2 separate regions of the Mus musculus genome follow, and region 2 is linked to region 1. Evidence: chromatin loops called from intact Hi-C (ENCODE). Cell type or tissue: left cerebral cortex. All regions are shown on one strand.

The links. A loop is a pair of places that touch in the nucleus more often than their neighbours do. Peaks named below come from ENCODE experiments on the same cell type or tissue, not always from the same donor. Only the 100,000 strongest peaks of a DNase experiment are listed, where the experiment ranks them.
Region 2: a loop joins it to region 1, with 5 times the contacts of the local background. A loop is called at or near these places in 3 of 42 quality-filtered maps.

The regions. Positions count from the first base shown.
Region 1 is chr15:53,105,939-53,108,438 of GRCm38, forward strand. It overlaps Ext1 (exostosin glycosyltransferase 1), which reads right to left. Exons shown (of 11, transcript NM_010162.2): 2 at 1,540-1,633; 3 at 89-196. Among named protein-coding and RNA genes, the nearest start is that of Gm41323, 170 kb to the left of the region's middle. In left cerebral cortex, no CTCF peak of the experiment used is centred here; DNase peaks (open chromatin) are centred at 1,491 and 2,419; H3K27ac peaks cover 1,280 bases.
Region 2 is chr15:53,018,796-53,021,295 of GRCm38, forward strand. No RefSeq gene overlaps it. Among named protein-coding and RNA genes, the nearest start is that of Gm41323, 86 kb to the left of the region's middle. In left cerebral cortex, no CTCF peak of the experiment used is centred here; DNase peaks (open chromatin) are centred at 1,077, 1,739 and 2,437; H3K27ac peaks cover 897 bases.

The DNA.
Region 1 (2,500 bases):
CTGACCTTTTGGATTCATCTTCTTTGAAAGTTTGGATGGGGGCAGCAATAATCTGCTCTTCTGCCGAAGGCCACAGCCCCTTCCTTACCTGTAATAGCAATCTCTCATCGCCTATGACGGCAGCTTGGTTCCAATTAATCACTTCGGAGAATGGCAACTCCCATCCGTTGCTGAGCATTACAGGGACACAGGCAGCCTGAGCAAAGGAAGGATTTCATGAGTGTGAGGATACCGACAGCAGGGATACCATTCCAATCAGGAGAAGAGTAAGTACAAATTCAATCACTGGCATTGCTTATGTCACACGGGCCCCACACTGCTCAGGCTAGAAAGCAAGTAAGTGACTCAGAATTACCAGGTCACATGGGACTGCAAGCATCCCTACCTGACTTGAAGATTTTCAAGTCTCGCCTTAGAATGCTAATACCCCATTTCTATTCTAGTACATAGGTTTGGCTGACCTTACTTCCATGGGGATGAATGGCCTTGCTGCAGAAAGCTTTCACAACAACAACAACAACAAAAATCTGAGCATAAAAACCTTGAGTATACACCATTTTGTCAATGGAAGTGCCTCAGATACATCTCATCATGGTTCCCCCCAATGTCATGAGCCAGTGGGGAACAGGATGGGGTCCATCTGTCTAGGTAGAGCTTTGTGGACTTAACTGTTGTAACATCTAGCTCTCCTTTTTCTATAAGCATCTAACTCAAAACCTTGTTCCCTCCAGTGTGTAGTGCAAACTGCAGTTGTACTAGTTTCCCGTCTGCACTAGGATGTCAACAGGCTGAAGACGAAATGTAGTCGCCAAGGAAGTCTTTATTCAACCCAGAGAGCAATTTGCTCCCTATGGCACCCATGAAGCTTCCAGAATGCTAGTGAGTAGTGAAGGTACGCTTTTCAGAGCGCACAAAGCACCGGAAGTGCTCTGCCAGAGACAGGAGCTCTTCAGCCTGAGGAAAGGGTAGGACTTACGGTTCAAATGACAGGATGAAGGCGCTATGAAACACCCCTCAAATACACAGATTCAGACAAATTGTAAATTATTGCAGGAAGGAAAGAAGAAAGGAAGGAAGGAAAGAAGGAAGGAAGGTAGGTAGGTAGGTAGAGGGCATATTTCTCTTGCCATTCAAGAAGACAGGCTGCAAACCAAAAAATCCCAAAGCTGGGTGTGCTCCTGACATTGGCTGACAGGAAAAAAGGAGAGACCCCCATCTCCAAACTCAAGAGCCAATGTTAGCAATGGGATCTGCCCATCTGCCCTCTGTCTGCAAACATGTTCCTGATGAATCCAGTCTTCCCGGTGGTGAGACCGCTTACTAACTGCTCTCATGTCCAAAATCAGGGAGTCAATCTTGCTCCCAATTCTGGCTCTTCAAAACCATTTCAGATTTTCTTGGGAAGTGTTTTTAGTTCCTTAGCAAAAGCTGGGCTTATTTTTTTTTTTTTTTTTTTTGACTCTAGACAAGTATGAAAAGCTTGAAACCAGTTTGGCTCCAATCTTCAACCTGCTGCGGTAAATTTTCATAGTCTCTTACCTGCAAAGCCTCCAGGAATCTGAAGGACCCAAGCCTGCGACCACGAGGAACCAGACAGAAAGTGGCATTGTGCAGCATTTCCCGATAATCATATCTAGAACAATAAGAGGTCTGATCAGCAAGTGCAAATCCAGGAGGAAAAACGGATGATGGAGGTTCAGAGCAGAGCATCAATTTACCTTAACAATTTACCCCAAATAACTAAGCCTTGAGGAAGGGCTACTCTCACCTTCCCATTTAGTGGGGCAAGAGCTTGTTGCATGGGAAAGACAAACAGGAACAATCATGCTGTATGAAGCAATAAGGATCTCTTTTGCAAACAGTTTACAAAGGGACAGGTCTAGCCGGGTGTGGTGGCGCACGCCTTTAATCCCAGCACTCGGGAGGCAGAGGCAGGCGGATTTCTGAGTTCGAGGCCAGCCTGGTCTACAAAGTGAGCTCCAGGACAGCCAGGGCTATACAGAGAAACCCTGTCCCGAAAAACCAAAAAAAAAAAAAAAAAAAAACCCCAAAACAAGACAAAACAAAAAAACCCAAAACAAAACAAAAACAAAGGGACAGGTCTAATGGTTCTCATAACCATTTGTCTTGCCTAGTCTCTGCTTCCTAAATCAGGTGGGGGAGGGGTGCACAGAAAGTCTCATTACACACCCTTGGCTGGCCTAGAACTTGGTATGCAGAGCAGGATGGACTCAAACTTACAGAGATCCACTCACTTCTGCCTCTGTTGATCTGTAGCTGGTTGCAGGCATGCATGCACTAGCCAGATTCCCTCCTCCCCCCCGCTTGACGAAACAGTTTGCTGCCATAGACTAAGAAGCATTCCTGATACATCTGCTTCTCCCTTAATGCCACACCACTCAGCAACACGAAATGTTCTTCTTGTTCTCTGTTCCCCACACCATGCTATTAAAAGATACTTCGGAAACCTCCACCTTAAGCGCAAGCCAACATTTGTTTT
Region 2 (2,500 bases), 87 kb before region 1:
TCTGTGTTCTACAACCAAATGTGGTCAGCAACAGGCTTTTACTATATAGTTTTGGTGGGCAAATAAAGACAATATCCTTTCTGGCCAGCCACTCCTGTGGAGGTGTCCCATAGCTGACAATGAGATTTTCATGACCCCGATATCCCATAGCTTCTAAGACTGGTGTTACCAACCCATGTATGGTATGTCTATTCATTTTTATTACAATTTTAATTAGCATATAAAGTCATAGGTGTCAATGTGGCTTCTTCATACATCTTTACTTTGGGTTATCACTCCAACTCTATCCTCTTTTCTCTCCCACTCTTGACTCCCATTTTCGTTCCGCACTTTGTCCTGTACATGCCATGACCAATTCTGCCAACAGAAATCATCCAGTGAGCCTTTCTGCAACTTAAGCATTGTATTTCTCTTGCACTATCTTGCACTTTCCTTGGATAATTTGGGTAATCAACAAATGTTAAGCCACCCATTATTCCAGTCTCAAAGATACTGAAATAAATGCAAAAGACACGGCTCCCACATTTGTAGAACTTACATTCAAACAATACAGACTCAAATATAAATACATTCATACACAAAAGACAAACAATAAAGTACTAAGGTGACTATAATAGAAAAGATCCATTTGAAATAAAGTAGCCAAGAAAGGCCTTTCTGAATTCCAAAGAGATAAATTCTGCCACATTTACACATTTTACAGGTAAATAAACTGGTTTCCACTTAGCCTCAGTGACAGAGTCGGAGTATGGTAGAGTCTGGCTTTAAAGTCAAGTTTCATGGATGTTACTGGGTTCTCCTGTTTCTAAAAGACACATTGGAAGCCTAAAAAATAACATAGGAATCATAGGTGGTTATAATAGACTATACATTTTTTATTCAGTAGATTTAAGGTAGTGCTGATCCTACTGGAAACCAAGTGACCCTTTTGTCTGAAATCTGGAGAACCTCGTTAGAGATGCCCACAGACAGCGTTCATGAGATCTGAGCACTGATGGGCTAACTCTTGCTCTTACGAGTCTGTGCCAGTGGGCAGGTGCACAGTGACAAAGCAGTAACTCAGGGCTGCATGTTCTCGAGATGTCATGAATCTTGTCATCCACCTTAGAGGGAAAAACAGCAACAACAAAACCCTCGCTTCATTTCAACAGTTCTGACAAGAATTTTGGTGGAAGGTAGGGGGGACACAAAGAAAATGCTCCCTCCTCCGTAGACGCATTCTACACATGAATGTAGGTTGACCACCTTGAGGACTGAGCAGTGGTTCCTGGTCAGGCATTCTCATACTGTTCCTTAAATAATTTACAAATTGATTTCTCTCTCTCTCTCTCTCTCTCTCTCTCTCTCTCTCTCTTTCTTTCTTTCTTTCTTTCTTTCTTTCTTTCTTGTTGTTTCTTCTCTGAAGACAGAAAACAGTCAACATCCCAGATATTTAAGCTAGTTTTAAGACCTTTTCGATTTCTGAGTTCAGACCTGAGTATCTTACTCCATTTTAATTTTGTTCCCGTAAGAATATGGCAGTCATTTTTAAAACTGCTTTTTTTTTCCTCTGATTCTTCTGCAGTTTTTATGAGCCAAATATAACATTATGAGATCTGACTAATTCATAGCAAAAATAACCACTTCCCAGCTTCATAGAACACATTCCTTTTCCATCCACAATGTATTAAACTTATGGTCAATGATGAATGCCAGGTCTCTTTCTACTGTATATTTGTCTTGAGTCCTCATTCTCTGAATTTATCATCCTGGCTCATACTGAACCAGGGTTGCTAACACTCTGCCAGGCTCACAGTAGATAATAACTACCTGGGGTAGCCTATATAACTACTGGACACCAGTTTCTGCTGAACTGTAATCTGTTTTGAAAGGGCATGCCTGTTTTTCTGATCACCATGAACTTACTAATGTGGATGTGGCCTCACTTTGAGCAAAAATGAGGCACCTAATAAGTATATTTCATAAGTGGTGGTTGACCAAACCAAGGGCAGACTAAGTTTTCGTACAAAACACTAGGAAATAGGCTAAACTTGATCTTAGATCCAAGATTCCAGCCTTGATCCCATCCCCGCTTCACTCCGTGATCGTGAAGAATTCATGAGATCTCTCTAGGCTTCAGACTTACTAGTCAAGAAATAACTAATGAGATGAGCTGATAGCTAAGGTTCTCTTTAACATAAAAAAAATCTGAGGGTCTGTATGAACACTTGGATCAGACTGAAAATACAAACCAGTGGGAAAAGAGAAGATTTTCATAGAAAGAACTGAAAAAGCTCTAGCATTCATCTGAAAGTCATATTCTCTACCGGTGTGGCTACTGCAGTAATTAGGAAGAACATGTATTCTGTGCAATCCCTTTCTAGCCTTTGGAACTGGCTGCACGTATATGGCATCCTGTCACATCCCATGGATCCGCATACACTGTGAATGGCTGTGGCTGAAAATGCATAGCTCCGGAGGTACATCCGATCAGCCCTCGGGACTGCCCTTGCTTCATCAG